2 separate regions of the Homo sapiens genome follow, and region 2 is linked to region 1. The links are chromatin loops, found by intact Hi-C in ENCODE. Cell type or tissue: endothelial cell of umbilical vein. All regions are shown on one strand. Each heading gives the region's core, and the rest is flanking DNA. Links, peaks and the distances in the headings are about the cores only.

Region 1 (17,948 bases), core at 7,364-9,863:
ACATGATCCTACAATTTATTTTTGCCATTCACTTTTTGTTTCCTCCTCTCTGCAAGTAGAATCAGATAAGTGGAAATATGGAGTAGTGGTGGACATACTGTTAGTATCAGGTTTGAGATATGAATAATTATGAGAAGATGTGGAGTGTTGAAGGGGACAGCAATTCTAATACCACGCTGGTATTCAACCAGCACGGCAATGGATAGAAGTAAAACGTGAGCATGCTTGAAAGGAAAGAATCATATTTGGGGCCATGTTTCCTTTAGCAAATTTTCATCTTCTTGTGCAACCTACTTCCACAGAGATAATTAGTACAACCTCACTTACAGATACATATATATATCTATAAAAAATTCCAGAATCATTGAAAGTCACACAGCAGATCCAGGACTCAAGTTTCCTGGGCTTTTTCTATTACGTCATATTTTCTCATTAATCCATGTTTTTCTCAAAGAAAGAACCATGGCAGGATAATGAAAATAAATATAATTTTAAAGAAACTTTTATTTTCCTATTGTTCAAATTCAGAATGTTCTCTCAGACCAATAATTGAAATCCAGAACATTCTCTCACAGTAACAACTGAAATCCAGAATGTTCTTTTAGAGAAATACATCAGAACTCAATATTAGACCACTCAGTGCAATCTTGCTCAAAATATCTTTGAGCCAGCTAGAGAAAAATTATAACAGGGGAAGAACTTATCTGAGTCCTTCTACAGGGCATATAGAGACAGATCAAAATGAACACTCAACATCAGGCTCTTTAAAAGAATTGAATGGGTATGGTGGACAAAATAAGACATGGCACTATATTGTCCTCTCTCCTTCTCTCTATTTTCTCACTTTCGTACCAGTTACCTTCTCCTATGGCAGATGTCATGAAAATGATGCTCTTTGGCCATGATTTCATGGCCCTGAGGCCAAGGCTCTGGTCTAGTGAAAATCCAGGGGTCCAGTTGGATTTCTGGGTCACTAACATCCACATAGAAAGGATGTGGTATGTCAACTGCACCCACTCTGACTTATCTCCAAGCACATCCGATTCAGCTCTCAGGCCTTCTGAAACTCCTTGGGCTTCTTTGAGTCCTGAGCCAGGTGTATGCAGCTCTGTGAAGAAGGGCACTGGCTTCTTCTGCAAAGTACCCACACTGTCAATGTTGGAGGCAATGAGGAACGGACAGTTTGTCCTCCAGGTCCATTACGCGCTCACATGTTCTAGTTTGTCTTCATTCTTCTCTGCTTCAGGTCCGGCATTTCTTTCTAACAGCTGACCTGTGGCAACTTAAGATGACCACCAGACAGAATCGGCAGGCTTACAGAAAAGTCTTCATCAGCTGCCTCAGTTGCATAATATCTATTCCCTACAGCAAATCCCTTATTCTATATCACTCATAGTGGTTCTGCTTCCCATATTGATCCTTGACTGATACAGGATCATGTCCAGGGAACAGGACTGCACCCTAGTCAAGGAACTGATGACAAGTCTCTGGTTAAATTTAAGAAATGTTATTGACCAGTGATTACTATATGCCTTGTGTTTTCCCCTTTTGAACAAGAATGACTTTTGTGGTTCTTCTCCAGCTGGCCCACCATTGTGTGTGGGGAATAGATATTCATCTCCTTAAGTCACGTAACTTTATATTAAGAAGAACCACACTTGAGGAACACATGAGGAACCATTTCACATGAGGATCTGATTAGATGATGAGATCCTGGACTTTAAACCTGAGCCTGCTGATGTGAGTGAGATGAAATTCAGAGTTTTGGGAAAGGGATGAGAGGATTTTGCATGTGAAAGGACTTGATGCATTGTGGTCCAGATGGCACACTACCATAGCTAGTCTCCAAGAGTGTCTCCCCATGAACTGCACCTTCACATATTCATGTCCTTGTGTAGTGCCCCCTTTGAATCTTGGCTAGCTCTGTGACTCAATTTTGACTGAGTATAGCCGAAGTGATGCTACAGTGACATGACTTCTGAGTCATGAAGCCGATTCTGCCTTGTTCTCCTGGAAAACTCGCACTGGGGAAGACAGATGCCATGTAAGAATTTTGACTCCTCGGAAACTACAATGCTGTGAGAAAGCTCAATACCTTTCCAGCTCCTCAGAGAAAGTAAAGGAAGCAAACCACGCTCATAATAGAATGGTTCCTTGCTGGGCCTATTCTTGCTGGGAAGTACACCCTAAAGCGTTGTATTCAGCTGCATGGACAGTGTCTTTGTCTCCCTCCTCTCTGTACTGTTTTCTGTATTTTTACTTTCAGTCTCCCTTCACTGCAATTTATTATACACATCATTATTAAATTATCTAACAATTATATTATTTATGTTATCTTACTATTAAATAACTCTTCAAAGAGCCCCATTATACATGAAGATAAAGTCTAAAATCTTTCATCCATCTTTCATCTCTATTTCCATCTGCATTTTCTGCTACCCTATAGAATGAATTTCCCCACTCCATGCCATGGTATCACCACCGTATGGGTTTGCTTACCAGGCCCTCTGAAAAGAAAATTTTCCATCCTTCCATTAACCTATATACCCATCCTTCAATGCCCAACTTAAATCCTACCTCCTGCATGGAGTTTTCTAGTCTCTCTTTCTTCTCTGACTTTCTGTCATACTTTCTAGAGGAATCTTAATTATATTTCTCTACATATTTTACTCCATAATGATGATTATCTTGAGAAAAAATACTATGTGTTATTCCTCTTCATATTTCTCCAAAGAAAAGTACCCATTGGATTGGTAAATTTATTTACTTTTTCTCTTTTCTATTCCTAAATAGTTTAAGAGAAAATGAATTGTTTCAAACCATATTGAAGCAATCATACTGACAGCTTTCAATGAAATTTTTAGTAAAACTATTGCTATTACTGGTATTCACACTCAAGAGGTGACTAAGGAGTAATTATACCTAATCTTTATAAGCATGAAAATCTCCTTTTAATTGAAAATATTATGAAATCCCTTGATGCTAGTGAATGCATTTTGACACAATAAATAACTTATAGCTATTCCACATTCCAAGATACTTTCAAATGAATTCAAATTTTATTAACACAGCAGCATATAAAACATTAAAAATTATATTACAAATCTCTGTGGCATATGCTATTTATTTATTTTTGTTAATAGTTTTTGAAGTAAACATAAATTCTGGAGCAACTTGCAATAACCTCATTTCCCCAGTTTTGCACTCTTCTACTCGCATTTGATATCTCTTAATGGATTTTTTTCAAGAAGCATGACTGTTCTTCTTAATATCACCCTAGAAAAGTTCAGCTTAATTTGGCAACAACCTAGATGCTCAGAAATAGAGAAATTATTATGTAATTATATAAGCTCATCCAATTATTATGAACAAAGGAATATCATGTTAAATATTTAAAATAATGTATAAAAGTTATTTTTGTAATGTTCCATAAAAAGTTGTGTGTATAATATGAACACAGATATTTTTAAAAACTATGTATGGAGAATAAAGATTACATATTAGTTTTTTGACTTCCTTAATGAAGTTTTGGGTAATGTTCTTTTTAAATCTACATTTTTAAATGTTCTATAATGAACATATATTCTGGGTTTACCGAAAACAAAGTAATATATTTAAATTATTTTTTTTAATTCAGAGATATCACTCAAACCTTCTTACTTTGTGGCTCTACCAGTCATTGATAATCTTAGTCCCAGAAACTATTCATTCAGGTCGCCTAAATTACCGTTAAAGAAAATAGGCTTGCTAAACATATTGATTATCTAAGGTAGTATTTTTAAAAGCTATACTATATACAATATATCATGCACTTCACTTCTTATATTTTATGATTTTGTGAACAAGCCTGGATTTCACCTCACCATAGATTTGGCAGGTTTAAGGATTTGATCATATTCCCTCTTAGTTTTTGTGTTTCTAGCCTAAGACATCCAAATTTCTTTAATCGATGTTCATACAGAAACCCCTTGATCATTTCACTTATTTTTCTGCGGAATTCTTCCAGGTCTATTTTCTCTGAGGAGTAGTGACCAAGAGAATATAGAATATTCCAGTTCTTATACAATCACAGGGTGATGTTTTCTGATTTGCTTCCAGTTTTCTCAATGAGAAACACAATTGGTTTAGTGCCTTGGGGAGGAGATTCACGTTATTCCAAAATCAATTTTGAGGTATAATTAACACCATAAGGCCATCAGTTCTGCACTTCTTTTTTTCTTTGAATAGATATCTTACACCTATATATACATTAAAAGTTCACCTGTCATTGTTTTACATTCATAACTGAGAATTCATCATTAAACGTATTCCCCATGAACTGAGTATCTCTTCTAGTCAAAATAGTGGTGTTAAATTCTGTTAGCGATTTTATTATTCAGATAATTTACTAACCTATATATAATTTAAAAGCATTCTTTAGAGGATGTCCCCATTACCATCTTCCAGTTAGGAAAGTGCTTATTTATGCTAACCATTTGTTCCCTGTCTTTAAGTGCTTAAACCACAATAAAAACATTTTTTCCCAATGCCATGTTAATTATTAAAAAAAGTTTCCTCTGACATTTTGTCTTACATGTAATAGTTTATTATTACGGTGTGTATTAAAGTAATCTGACCATGTATTACAGATTCCAACAACTTGTTATGCATCCTACTGAAAGTCATTTTTATACTTTCATACTGAAAGAACTTAAATTCAAAGGACTCAAACTGAGAGATTTTCACTAGTCCCTTACAGTTGCTTATTAGAAAGCCTTTTCCCTCATAACACAGTGTATTCTGAATCTCCGTGATTCTGGAATGAATTACAGTATATTTGGAGGACATTCCTTCTTAATCCTCTTCTTACAGCTGCCTTTTTCTGTTTTATTTTTTCCTTTGGTTTGTTTATATTTTTTCTAAATGATTAAGTATGAAAATTATCCATGATTTACAAAAGACAAAGATGTAAGTATCCATGTGATTATAGATACAGGAAAATAATCAGAATATATTTTTAAGTGAATATACCACAAAATTCCATCAAATCTATGATCGAAATAATTGTAACTCACCTTGTGGCAAGAAAGGAAAGGTCTCAGTTCTATATTTTACTCTTTAAAATTTGAGAAGAGATGCTTGTATTTTTTTAAAAAGTGAACGTTGATCCTTACAGAGCAATTTAAACAAAAATTAACCTCACATGTAACATTAGACCTAAATTTAAAACCAAAAACTATAAAATTTCTGGTAAAACATGAGAAAATCTTTTTGAACTACAATTAGGTGAAGATTTCTTAGGAAACAATACAGGAGAAAACACAAAAGAAAGAACCGATTTTGGACTTCATTAAAATTTAAAACTTCAAAATATACTGTTAAGAAAATTAAAAGACAAGCCTTGGGTTGTGATAAAATACTTGTAAGACACGTATCTGGAAAAGGACTTGTACCTAGAATACATATGAGGATGATTACAACTCAATAATAAGAAAACAACACAACTTTTTTAAATGGGAAAAACATTTTAACAGATACTTCATCAAAGAAATAAGTACATAAAAAGATGCTCACCTCCAATATTTATTAGGGAAATTCAAATTATAATCACAATTAGATATCACTGCTCTCCAGAATGGCTGAGATTTCAAAACACTTATCATACCATATGGTGACTTGGATGTAGGGCACTCTCATACACTGTTAAGGGAAATGCAAAATCATACAGCCACTTTGGAGAACCGTGTGTCAGTTTCTTCTAAAGTCACATATATCTAACTTATCATGTGTTTTAGGATTCTCATTCCTAGGTATTTACTCAAAAGAAATAAAATTATATGCTTCAACAAAGACCTGTGCATAGATATTGTATTAGTCTGCTCAGACTGTTATAACAAAATACCATAGACTGGCCAGCTTAAACAGTAGAATTTTATTTCTAAGAGTTCTGGAGCCTGAGAGCTTCAAGATCAAGGGGCAGGCAAGGTAAGTTTCATTATGAGGCCTCTTCTTTTGCCTTGTAGTTGGCTATCTTCTCAATATGTACTCACATGGTAAAGAGAGAAAGCAAGCTATTGGGTGTCTCTTCCTATAGGGACACTAATCCCATTGTGATGACCCCACCCACAGGACCTCATATAAACTTAATTACCTCCTTAAGGCTCCATTTCCAAAGACCATCGCTTTAGAGATTGGGGCTTCAACATATAAATTTTGGAGATATATAAACATTGAGTCCACAACAGATAATGTATAATAACTCTGTTAAAATAGCCAACAAATGGAAACAACTCAAATATTATTAATTACTGAATGAACAAATTGTGGCATATCTATACAATAAAAGACTGCTTAGCAATAAAAAGAAGTAAATTATTGATACATGCAAAAACATGGGTGAATCTCAAAAAAATAAGCCAGATCCAAAAGGCAACACAGTATGTGATTATATTTACATGACATAGAAAAGTCAAAACTATATTCAGGAATTCAATTGGTAGTTGCTAGGGGACAGGTGTAGAAGAAGGAAACTGACTACAAAGGAGAACAAGGAAACTTTTAGGGGTGAGGAAAATATTCAATTTTTTATTGTGGTAGCAAACAGAGTATACATGACTGAATACATTTATCAAAACCCATCAAACTGTACACTTTAAACTGTGAATTTTACTGTATGTAAAGTATACTTCAACAAACCTGACTTCAGTTCGGAAACCAAAAAGAGAATATGAAAAATTGAAAAGAGTAACAAGAAGCCTAGGAATAACCCCCACAGCCCTAAACCACTCCAGAAAGGCAGATTGGGTAGCATTAGTCCTGAGAGGGTTACTGACTCATTCAACATTCACGTGCCATTTAATCTGTAGTTGTTGGTCATATACAAATGCATGGCCCAATCTCTCAAGAAGCTCAGTGCCTAGTGGAGTAGAATCGCTATATCAGTGCACCCAGAATTCTACAGAAGTGTAAAGTATGATAACAAAAATAACATGCTTGTCTAACATTTCACCTTCCAAAGCTTCCCTCCCCATATTTTGGATGAGGAAAAATCACTGCAATTTAATATTCAAAGATGCTATGGACTGAACTGTGTCCCCCTCAAATTCATATGCTGAAGCCCTTACCTCCAATGTGATGGTATTTGGAAACGGGTCCTTGGGAGGTAAAGTTCAGATGAGGTCATGAAGGAGAGACTGTCATGATGAAATTATGTGTCCCTATTAGAAGGTGTCCCTATTAGAAGTTGTCCCTATTAGAAGGGACACCAGATAGTTTGTTTCCTCTGTTTCTCTCTTCACCATGTGAGCACACAGCAAGAAGAAACCTCAGAATGAAAGCTACCTTGCTGGTACCTTGATCTTAAACTTTCCAGCCTCCAGAGCTGTGAGAAATAAATTTCTGTTGGTTAAGCTACCCAATCTATGCTACAAGGGCCCTCAGCTTTCAGAGTTTCAGTTAACAGTAAGGAGACTTGGAGAGGCACTATAATGATCAAACACCCTAACTCAATGCCAGATCTTCTGTAACTAACACTAAACTACACTAACAAATATATTGGAGTCAGGTCACTTTCTCATTAGAATAGCAGGTTAAAATAGTAAAAATTATAAGTCATGAAATCCTGAACATATTTGATGCAAAGATGTCTGGAAGGGGAAAGAGAGTTGGTAAGAGGGAAGGGAAGAGGGCAGCAACTTTACTATGAATACCACATAAGGCAACCTAACACTTAGGGAAAAAAACATGGGCTTTGGAGAAGAGCCGACGTAGATTCAAATCCTAGCCCTTTCCCTCATAAGCTGTGTGTGATCTTGAGCAAGTTATTTAAACTCTGAAGCTGAGTCTCCTCATCAGTAAAATGGAGATAATAAGCAATTCCTACTTCAGGGGTTGCCGTGAGCATTAAATGAGATACTATATACAAGAAATACTTTACATACAGTAGGTGTTCAACAAATGTTAACAGCCTTACCTCTATAGTGAAGGCTGAACCAAGGCTGAACTTAGAAAGCCAGCTCACTGAAGTACAACTAAACAGCCAAGTGAGCTCTATCAAATAAATATAAACTGGAATCCATTTCTCAGCAGGACCTCATTCAGATAATATTTAAAATAAGTGAATTATTGAAGCTTAAAATCAAAACACAGTCCCTGTCATATTATGTGCAAATAATAAATATTTGTAGTAAAAAGAACTATAGCTAAATGATTTGATTTAAGAGGACTAATGCCTGATGATAGAATGAGAAGCCTCTGTACCAGAAAAGTGAAGAAATGTTTTAAGTTAGGTAAGAATAGAAGAACCTTATCAAAGTACCTCAAATACCACCACCTTATTCTCTACCTTTACTCACCCTACTTATTGATTGATGCCGATTATAACATTTTGAAAAAGGAGAAAGTGGGAAAACCTAAAGACCACTGAGATATTCTATAGAGCAAAAACTTGTTAATTTCTGAAACAGTTGATCTATATAACCAGGAATGGAAATAATACTAAATAATACTTGAAAATATAATTATCATTTTGAATTATTCCTAATAGAGCCTGCATAGAATACACAATCCATAATGACCCAGAGTCCATTAGTCTCAACTAACAGCACAAAGAAATTTCAAATACTCTTTTAACGCTGGTCTTCAGGAGTCCAAAGGCCGTTGTATTAGATTCACTCTGTGAATGGTAAGCACTGACCTCTAGTGGCAAGCATGATTAATCACAGCTCTGTCCTTCAGTGACCCCAGGGAAAACACCCACACCAAGGTAGAGGCTTCCTTACGGAATACAGTTTTGGAGGCTGGCAATGTCAAATGAGATCAAATTTATACCTCTTTAAAAAAAAACCATGAGCACTTCTCCTACCTCCTGATGGAAATCCCAAAGGGGTGATGTGTTGAGTTTGATAGAAATACTCTAAGAAACTGAGAATAAAGACTCTGGCCTTTCTAATATTTAGAATTTGGATGTATGACCTCATGAGCCCACCACACAGACATGAAAAGCAGTGGAGACTCAATGATCATACATATGCCTCTGTTTACTCCTTTATAATATTCCATGAGGAGCTTCTAAAGACACTGGTCAATTAAAAACAGGGCTAGAAACTCCTCTATGCAGAAAAATGATTGACTTTTGGGAAAGTACAGAAAAAACAAAAGACAGTATCCACCCTCAAGTACATCAGAAATTAATAGAGCAGAGAGGATGCAAGTTAATTTGTTTTTCTACCTCTGTAGAAGAATCAAACACTCAAGCAATGGCAAATTTAAAAATACGGGGAAGGAGACAAAAAGCAGAAGAGATACATCAAGTGACTATAAATTTATGGGTTTTAATTTTCTTAAAAAAAGGGGGTAGAAGTGATCTTAAAGATAAATTATGTATTCCAATTCTATCATTTATAAAGAGAGGGATTGAGGTCCCAAATCAAAAAGCAGAAAACCGAAATTCAAAACCCCACATCAGACCACATGACCTACCTTTAAGAACTAAACTTTTGTTCAATTTGGACTTTGAAAGAAATCTGGAATATAAAATAGATTATTTGAAAGGAAACTTTTTCTCCTCTAGCTACACTTGGAGATAAGCTCAATGAATGAAATACGCATTTACCATTGCCTAATGCAAATGGATAAAGAATGAAGGTGATACTGGATAATTTGGTATGCTTTTATTTCATCTTGTACGTTAAGTTCAATTTTATACCTCCAAAATGATTCCAAATATATCTCATTTAAGGTACAATATTCTGTCTTTCATTTTTCTTTTGCATATAAATATCAGCCAAATTCAAATTACTTCTAGTAGATATTTCCCCTTCTCTTTTTCTTTCCCTCATTAACAACATTTGCTTCTCTGTTTTCACTCCAGGCAGCAAAGCTGAATAGATTGTTTAATACTATTTTCCTAGAACATCTAAAAGTAAGAAAGAAGAGAGTAGAAATCTGTGGAAAAATCTTTTCTTCAAGATTTCCATGTAGGGGTTTCAGATTGTTTGGATGAGTTTCAAATAAACATCCCTCTTCTTAGTGTAGTTTGATGCATATTTTTAGCCTCCAGAGGGGAACACTGATCTGCTAAAATTGTCATATTTCAGCTAAATTATAATTTGCTAATCCCTTAAGGCTACCGGACAGGCTCCATGTCTATTCAGACAGGCTTTAATATAAATAATGTTTTAAACAAAGTTGATAAAAGTTTATTTTGGGAAAAGTAAAATGGCATAGAGTAGAGGTATGACTCATCCAATACTCCCCTTCTACTTCATGATGTAGGAATAAAATACATTATACTATGTAATAAACTCTGTTGTTAAACATATATTTAGGGGCTAAATTCAGGGATAATTTATTATGAGTAATAAAAGGTTACCATATAGACACAAAAGAACTTTTATTTTTAAAGATATAGAAAATTGTGAATACAACTCTCTCTATATAACACACACTATTATAAATGCATAATAAAAAACCCTACTGAACATAATTTATTCATTTTTGATGACTGATTCGGATTTTGCCATGTTTCAGTATTACTCTGTGAATATCAATTACCATTGGACATGGACTCAAATGTTGGTTTAAACAGGTATTATTAACATAATATTAGACAAATAACCATCAGACTTGATAAGTTTAGCTCCCACTGGGAAGAGAGTTTTACTTGTGATTCTATCACTCAAAGTAGCACAGGATGAAGCAGGATGTTAAACTTGGCTTTGCAAGAGAGCCTAAAACCACACAGCAACTTCTGCACAAAAACTTTGTGAATGAAATGTTCACATTTTTTACTATGAGAATTTTCCTTGTTTTGACACTCATTTCACTTCTAGAAATCTCCCCTAAGAACATTATCCTGCAAACAAATATGTATGAAGATAATCATTTCAACATTATTTAAAATGCCAAAATAATTGGATGAAGCTAAATGTTCAACATGAGGAACCGTTAAATTCAATAGTGTATAGTTGTATGATGAACTCTTCTATGCCATTACAGATTATGTTCCATGAAGTTTAAAAAACATGAGAAAAGACTCATATCAAACCGCAATGAGATACCATCTCACACCAGTCAGAATGACTATGATTAAAAATACAAAAAATAACAGACGTTGGCAAGGTTGCACAGAAAAGGGAATGCTTATATATCATTGGTGGGAAAGTAAATTAACTCAGCCATAGTGGAAAGCAGTTTGGAGGTTTCTCAAAGAACTTAAAACAGAACTATTATTCAACCCAGCAATCTCATTACTGGGTATATTCCTAAAGGATAAATTGTTCTACCAAAAAGACACAGGCACTTGTATGTTCATCACAGCACTATTCACAACAGCAAAGTCATGGAGTCAACCTAGATGCCCATCAATGGTGGATTGGAAAAAGAAAATGTGGTACCTGTACATCATGGAATACTAAGCAGCCATTAAAAAGAATGAAATTATGTCTTTTGCATCCACATGGATGCAGCTGGAGGTGATAATCCTAAGTGAAATAACACAGGAACAGAAAACCAAATACCACATGTTCCCACTTATAAGTGGGAGCTAAGCATTGAGTACACATGTGTAATGATGTGGTTTGGATTTGTGTCCTTGCTCAAATCTCAAGTTCAGCTGTAATCCCCAATGATGGAGATGAGGGCTGCTGGGAGGTGATTAAATCCTAGGAGTGGTTTCTCACGAATGGTTTATCACCATCCCCCTCTGTACTATCCTCATGATAGCGAGCGAGTTCTCATAATATATGGTTGCTTTAAAGTGTATAGCACCTTCCCCACTCTCTCTTGCTCCTGCTCCAGCCATGTAAGATGTGCCTGCTTCCCATTCACCTTCCCCCATGATCATAAGTTTCCTGAGGCTTCCCTGGAAGCTTAGAAGATGCCAGCATCATGCTTACTACACAGCCTGCAGAGCTATGAGCCAATTAAATCTCTTTTCTTCATAAATTACCCAATCTCAGGCATTTCTTTATAGCAGTGCAAGAATGGACTAGTACATATGTAAAGGTGAGAACAACAGACACCGGGGGACTGCTAGAGGGAAGAAGGAGGGAGGGACAGGGGCCAGAGTTGAAAAACTATCTCCAGGTACTGCGCTCACTACCTGGAGATGGATCATTCATACACCAAAGCTCAGCAACATGCAATTTACCCATGTACCAACTCTGCACACGTAGCCCCTGATCCTAAAATAAAGGTTTTTTTAAAAAAAACTCTGACAGGCCTTGACTGTTAAAATTATTTTTTCTTATTCTGAAGTTTAGTATTAGAAAGTTCACTGGGCTGTATATTATGCTATTACTCTAGCCTAAATTTTGTCAGTAATAAAAGTAAGATTTTTGACTCAAAAATGTTGAGTAAAAAACAAAATGTACATACAAATATGAATTTAATTTTATTAAAATATCATAAAATTGAAAGAACAAAATAATAAGCACCATTTTAATGGGGTTGTGGATTATTGATACTAACTTTTGTCTTTAAAAGGCTGTTTCTTCAAGACATTTTGAGGCAGAAAAACAAAAAATGGTATTTAATACATTTTATCTATGGTGAAGTCACTAAACTTCTGTTTTTGGTTGAAATTGCATGCATATTTCATTCCTTTACTGTTTTTTCTCTCTCAGCATGCATCTCATACCAGACTACAAGGCACACAATAAGGGTAAAGCTTTAGTGTACCTAATTCTTTATAGCTTTTACATTCTTTGCATTTTTTATTTGGCGTTAATAACAATCTCAAGAGGAGGAAGGATATAGGTACTTATACGATTCTTAAATTTTCTGTTATTAATATAGACATTTAAGTATATTAATATCCATAGCAGATGTTATTAAAATAAACATAATAAAGCATCAAACACTAAAAGAATCATAGGTTTAAATCCTAGTTGCTCTGCTTAGAAAAGTTAGATCTCAACTCAAATGTCACCTTTTCATGGAGGTCCTCCTCTGATGTGCACTGTCCCCCACCCCATGTCTCAGTCAATCTTCACATTACCCGTCATTGTCTTTATAACACTTAACAGTATCTGAAATGATTTATGTATTTTTTACTTGTTTAATGCTTACATCTCCTGTCACCACCACTCCCAAGAATGCACCTCCAGGGAAAGAAGAATCTTATTCTCCTCCCATCCGTCTACTGTTTTCTCCTTAATACCTAGAGCAGTGCTGGGCCTAGTGTGGAAATTTCATAAATATGTACTGAATATGTGAATGAATGAGCAAGATTTCTGTAAAATGGAGCTTTAGTGCATAATATGTACTGAATATGTGAATCAATGAGCAAGATCTCTCCTCCCCTGTAAAATGGAGATAATCATACCTACCTTACAGACTTATGTCAAAGAACAGATTAGATAACATGTGAAAAAAACTTCATATCTTAAACACTGTCATTTTATTATTCCCCTGTTAACTTATTATAGCATACAGGGGTCCTGCACAAAGTTTTTTCCATGTCATGGTAATGTTACCAGTATTATACCCCAAGAGCTTCCTAGGCATTTTTTTTCTAAAAGGCAAAGTCGCATTATGTGCGCTAATAAAATACCTATTAAAGAACTCTAATTAAAACCACTGATAGTAAACAATGACAGTAATCTGTTTGGATTCTAATTAGATAGATTATGTGACCATTGAAGAAAAGCAAAAGCCAGATCAGCTCTTCTAGATGGCTTGGACAAGGCCTGATAATGCTCTTTAAATGCTAAGAGAAATAAATCACAAGATGTCAAATAATCAACAATCATGTTTTGAAGACTTACCTATCCTCAAGGTCATGCTAGGTGATATATTCACACGTGGAATAACTGCACAGCCTGGTTATACATTATTTCCTTTATTGTCTCAAAAGGATACTTGGTCTGAAAGAAAATAAAGGCCATATTTTGACTTTGATGATTTGTGGAACCCAAAAAGATTTATAATTTTATAAACCAAAATGTTGCCACATTTTAGAACGCCAGAGAGGCTAAAGAAATTATTCAAAGACACACAGCTACTTAGCGGCTCAGTCATATACACCTTTTAATTCAGCTAAATTTAAATGCCATTGATGGTACTTGAAGGTCTTTGACTTTGTACTAACCTCCTGTGGTTTGAGAGCAACCTAGGAACATGCACAATGTTAAACATCTTAGGAATATAGTTCACTAAGCAGTTGTTTGGTTAGTTGGTTGAATATTTCCTCAGGCTGAACGAAGTTTCCAGCTGTCTCTGATTTACCTTAACTTGAAAATAGAGATAATAATGACCTTGGTACATTTTTTAAATCTAGAGTTCCTGAAGTCTTATCCCGTGTACTAACTTAAGTACAGCACTTACATTTTTTATCGTAAATGTTCTATACAAAATAACATATCTCTTAATCTCCTGCCTTCATAAAGAAGAGAAATCTATCTCACTGAAAAGCCTTTCTTGCAAACCCATGCTGTAATGTTGGAAATCTCTTTGCTTTGGCCTGAATTTTAAGCTGGATGTATATAATTTGACTTGACTTTCTCTCTGCTAAGTTATATTTGAACTCTCTCTCTCTGTTAGACTGTTTTAATTCCAAATGAATCTTTTCAAAGCACCTGACATTTGTGGTATGCATGACTACATGGTTACAGACAAAATAGTAAAATATATAAAAGACTTGTTACACATCTGGAGAAAATAAATTCTTTTCAATGCAGGAAGGGACATTCTACATTACACATTAACTTCCCATTTTGACCATTAAACACTAGTGCACTAATATTTAAAACAGTAAGATAAAAGTGAAAAATACAGGATTGCTTATAATTTGATTTCTGATTGCATGGGTATAATATTATAGGTAACAGCTTTTTGTAAGAAATTTGTATGGAACTCAAACATCCGTAAATCTCAATAATACTATATATTGCTTACTATATTGTGCAATGAAATTTGATAACTATAAAAAAAGCAAACTCAATTATTATTTTAGTGTTAGCATTACTACTGAATTTTTATTATTTTTATTAAGTAAACCCATAATATATAAAGTAAATATTAGTCTTTTGCTAGTCAGACTATTTAATTTAGCCAGAATATTTTATTCTTTAGCCATTTGGTTATGTAAGAGATTACTGAAACACAAAACTAACAAGAAATTAGTCAACTGTTTATTCCTTCATTCCTAACAAAATGGAAAGCTTTTAGTTTAATACAAGTTAACAATTATTTTTGAGTCTCTATTATGTGTTCAACATTGCTCTAGAAAGAAACATTGGTCACCGAAAACAGTTCTTGAAATACCAGTTCTTGAAAACAGCTCTTGAAATACTATGTTTGGAAATACTGAGCTATTTGGCATTTGTTGGAAATCGGTGACTATATGCTCAGGCAAAAAGTCTTAGAACTTGTATTGGAATAAACTCAGAATAAAATTTACAGTGGTGAGATCTTTACAAAAATATATTCAATGTATTAAAAATTCTGTAGGCATTATTATTTTATGTGTACTGTGCAATATTTGTTTCTAATTATATAACAATGAAAGACAGCATTCTATTGGTAGGTCCTACTTCTATTCTCAGCAGAAGAAAGTGAATAGCTGAGATGGCCTACTGCTTTCAGTAAAGACCCTCAGACCACACCACTTGAAACTGATTTCAAAGAAGCTTCCCCTGTTCTCAGATCACACCATCTTGTTTTTTCCTGCTGGAGGCTAGTCTTTCATCAATCAATTAGAGGATTTTAAAGCTACACTTAAATTTTAAAGCTACATTTAAAATTGCGCCTATTGGGCAACTTGGCCCAAATTTAGCACTTCTTCACCTTGCTTTTGCAGTTGTTCACTTCCTCTCAGGAGTTGTATCACATTCCTTTGCAGACAGAGACTATATCTATTTATTCACTTATCTCATTAAAGCCTAAAACAGTGCTTTGCATATAGAAAGTACTCAAATACTTTGTGAATAACTTAATAAATTATTAAATAAAATAAAAATAGGTAATCACTAGGAAATATTTTTCTGCATAATATTATTCTATAGTTTAGTGACTTAAAAGAACAATTTATTTAGCCCATGAGTCTGCTGGTACAATTTATGCCAGACTCAGCTAAGTGATCTTGGCTTGCACAAGCATCTATAGTCAACTAGCAGGCCAGGGAGATGGACTGATTGGCTGGTACAGGGAGATAGCTAGGACAGTTCAGCTTTGCTCCACATGGTCCCTTATTCTCCATCACAACAGCCTGCGTTTGTTATCATGCAGGGGCAGGATTCCAAGAAAGAAGGGCAGAATTATGCAAGGCCATTGGAAGTCCAGGCTCAGAACTCAGTACAGTCACTTCCACAGCATTCTATTGGCTAAAGAAAGTCATGAGGACAGCCCAGATTCAAACTGTGGGGAAATAGGCTCCACTTCATGATGACAGGAGCTTCAAAATTTTATTGCAGAATGTGTGCATACATGGAGGAGTGAAGATTTAGATACATTTTTTTTGCAACCAATTTTTTGCAGGAGTTTTTTACTTGCTGGTCTTTGTTTTTACTGAGAATCTCACAAAAGAAAAGGTAACCATAACTCTAACTGTAACAAAAGGGAAGGACTTATAATATATATTATATATTATACTGGAACAAAAGGTATGAGCTACAGTTCTTCTTGCCTAAAAGAATATGATGTCCCCTTTGTAGAGAAGTTGTTCTTTCTAAGGATCCAGCCCCAACAATAGAAAGAAAATAGATAAGCTAATTGGCTAGATTTCCTCTCTGCCTAGTATTCCTCATTCTATGAAAGGTTTTATTATTGCTTTAGGACGTTCATAAGTTCAGGGACTGACACCTACACAGTGCTAGAAAGAGGCAAAGGTTCAGCCAAGGTCATCTGCTCATCAAGTCTCCCTGCCCTCCACTTGGAGTTGGACTTTTTAGTGGGACACTGGAATGGAGTTTAAACAAGCCAGGTTATAAAAGAAAAATAGGAAGAGAATAAATATCTGCATGGTGATAAAATAAAAGCTTCAGTCGAATTATATTTAAAGGAGTTTAATTGAGCAATGAATGATTCACAAATCGGGGAGACTTTCAAGCCAGAGTAGGCTCCGGACTCCAGCGCAGCCATGTGGTAGAAGAAGATTTATGGACAGAAATAGGAAAGTGATGTACAGAAAAAGGAAGTGAGGTACAAAAACAGCTGGATTAATTACAGGTTGGGGTTTGCCTTATTTGAACACAGTTTGAGCAGTTGGCTACATTTGATTGGCCAAAACTCGATGATTGGCACAAGTGTAGGCTACGGCCTGTTTACACCTCTACTTGTTCTAGTTCACAGTGTACAGAAAAACCTTTAGGCCACACTTAAAACATGTAAGGAGGCAGCTTTAGGCTAAACTTGATTGAACAATGGTTTGTACCTGCATACCCTTCAAGATTCATCTGAACCATGTTTACACACTTCTTGAATATTCCATGCTGCTTTCTGCAACAGGGTCTCATAGCCCATATTGCTCTCTATGCCTGGAAAGTTATCCTCTCTACCCACTTCATCTGGTTAACTTCCATTCTTCCTTTAAATGTTGTAGCTCAGACAATCCTTCCTTGACCCAAAACTATATGAAAGTTGTTCTGCTAGATGTTTTCTTAGAACATTCTTTCCTTTCATCATATTTATCTCCGTTTGTACAATTGTGTGATTATTTGATTGAGATCTATCTCTCTCACAGACTAAAGGCTTCATGAGGGCAGGGGCAATTCCGGTTTTCCTCTCCCTTGTATTTCTGTTGCTCACACAGTGCTTACCTCATAGCGGTTGTTTGCCAAATGTGGGTTGGTTAATGAGTGAATGCGTGCAGAGTTAATAAGTAACTAACTGTGAGTTTTTTAAGCAGGAGAAAAGTTATTTTAACATTTCTAAATTATGCACATTAAATATTAAATAAAGCCTGGGAAATCAGGTGTCTCTGTTTCCAGAGGGATGATACAGTTTAAACAGACTCTGCTATGTTTTTT
Region 2 (2,500 bases), core at 1-2,500, 480 kb after region 1:
TTTTTAAATGGATTTTAGCCTCACAACTTCAATACAAAATTCTTCTGATACCTAACCAATGCCAAAATAAACATTCGAAAGGTTGCTACTGTTTTTCTCTTCTAAAAAAGATACAGAGAGTGAATGTTTTGGGAATTAATGCAAAAATAGCATGAATCAAGAGGAACTGGGAGCATCTGCTCAGTCTGTGGAAATGAGTTATACACAGATTCTATGTGTAAAGACAAAAGGACTCAGTCTCTTACAGGAATATAAAAAGAATCTTAAACATGCAGATGCTGCCAGCTTCTAGCACATTCCAGTGACAAATCTCAGTTTCCAAAACCACTACTAAACATCTGAAAGGAGCAAAACCACCTCAAAGTGACACAAGATATCTGGACAACAGAAAGTTGGTCCCTGCCACATGAGCTATCCACTTTATTTGGGATTCATTAGGATTTCCACAGACACAGCTATTAGAAACAACGTGCTCTTCTTCAATTTGTACATATAAAACCCTTTGCTTCATGAAATGTCCTTTAAAACACAAAGAGATCACAAGCCAGGCCAGGAAAAAGTCTGCACACACCTGGACATCTCACCTCCAATCTGAAAGGCTCCAGTCACCCAGCACTGAAGGGTAAAGGGGGCTCAGGGAGGCCCTAGGAGTCCTCCTGAGCAGGGGATCAGTAAATGACCCACACTCTACTATTAATGAGAGGTGAATTCCGTAACCTGTAAGTCTAGAGATATTATAAATTTATAAGTATTAATTTAATTTTAAAATGTAACACGGGGTACCCAGAACGTTGTTTGACTTTGACAGTCTAACATCTAACATATGTTGTATCCAAAAACAGACAACTGTTTTTGTTTTTACCTGGACACTGGCAGGCAGGGCAAACAACATGCGCTACATGAAAGTGGTAGCTCTCGCCTCTCATTTTAATCTTCCTAAAGAACTCTGAACATGTTAATACAATGATTCCACATTTTAAGTTTTCCTTTAAATACTTTCTGTACTTTTTTCTTGAGCCAAATCTGCTCAACAGATTTGAACACAAGGGCACATTCATATTTTTATGTAACTATTAAATTTCTGTTATCTAAACTACATGCATCCAAAGCATGAACACCAAACGACATTCCGGCAACACTTTAAAACTGAGCTGCAAAGTCTGGCTTTTATGTGTAGCATAAAACCCATTTAGAGCACTAAACCACCATTTCTTAAAAAGACAAACCTTTAAATAATTTATAGCACTAGTAAATCTAGAGTTCCTGGTAGATTTTAAAACAGTATTTAAAATATCACTTTAGATTAAAACCAGCAGCAAGAAGTCTACTTCCTTATGTCATAACAAGCCAAGTTAAAATGCAATACTAGCAGGCCATCTAGTGACCAATTTAGGGTCTAGGAAAATAAAAAAATCCTGATTTGTTAGTGTTTTCTATTTTCTTAAATACATACCAAACAAAGAAAATGAAGATGCTGTGAGAAAACGCTAAGAAATGCAGTCTTTATATGAATGACCACTTTATCTATCCTGATTATATTACATAGCCACAGTGAAAGAGAAGGCAACCCAGAAAATGACAGAGAATTCTTAACTTTATGTAAAGTACCCATGGTAACCAAAGGACCCATCATCCTATATTACCCGTTGTACAGCATACTAAAAACATTTTTCTTGGACAATGAAATAAATACTGTATCTTACTGAAGACCATTAAACAATTCCAGGTACAATTCACTTCAGAAGAGTCTCTCCAAAGGAATACAGAGGAACAGATAAAAGCAAACTCTACTTACCACTATTTTTCCATGAAGACAGTGCTTTTCAAACACCTTCATTCTCTGGGAAGTCCCAGACCATAGTACTTTCTTCTCTCTAATAAAAACTGGTATACAATTGGAAATACATACAGTGTTTGGTCTTTGTCCTCAGTTCTTGGCACAGAGCTCCTAACACCCTTGAAATCCCCTAAGTGATCAATGTGCCTTTGGAGTGCTGAGGAGAGGACTCTTGGCTGAAGGGCTCCTAGACAGCTTCATGATGGGAACTGGGACCAGAAAGTCCAAGTCACCATCACAGGGTTGCAACTTTCAGCCTCACTCTACTCCCCTGACCTCTGGGGAGCAGAAAGGCATTAGAGAGATTGAGTTCAATCACCAATGGCCAATGATTTAATCAAATGTGCGACGTAAAGCCTACATAAAAACTTCTAAATGATGGGGTTCAGAGAGCTTCCCAGTTGGTGAGCACACGGAGGTACTGGGGGCTGGGGGTTGAAGTTCATAGAGAAAGCACGGAAGCTCTGCCACCCCTTCCCTGCACATCTCTTCCATCTGGCTGTTACTGAGTCTATAAGAAACTGGAAGTAGCAAATAAAGCACTTTACTGAGTTCTGTGAGTTGTCCTAGCCAATGATCAAACCTGGTGTGGGGACAGGGTAGGGAGGTGGGAAACCTTGGATTTATAATCAGCCAGGCAAGAAAGTGGGTAGCCTGGGCACC

What was found. Peaks named below come from ENCODE experiments on the same cell type or tissue, not always from the same donor. Only the 100,000 strongest peaks of a DNase experiment are listed, where the experiment ranks them.
Region 2: it touches region 1 in a loop (8-fold over the local background); 8 of 110 quality-filtered maps call a loop at or near these places.

What each region holds. Positions count from the first base shown.
Region 1 is chr4:107,174,679-107,192,626 of GRCh38, forward strand. No RefSeq gene overlaps it. Among named protein-coding and RNA genes, the nearest start is that of DKK2, 150 kb to the left of the region's middle. RefSeq lists a silencer at 8,454-8,748. In endothelial cell of umbilical vein, for the core only: a CTCF peak has its summit at 8,672 (motif pointing left); a DNase peak (open chromatin) is centred at 8,663.
Region 2 is chr4:107,664,970-107,667,469 of GRCh38, forward strand. All of the region lies in intron 5 of PAPSS1 (3'-phosphoadenosine 5'-phosphosulfate synthase 1), which reads right to left. Among named protein-coding and RNA genes, the nearest start is that of PAPSS1, 54 kb to the right of the region's middle. In endothelial cell of umbilical vein, for the core only: no CTCF peak of the experiment used is centred there; a DNase peak (open chromatin) is centred at 1,382.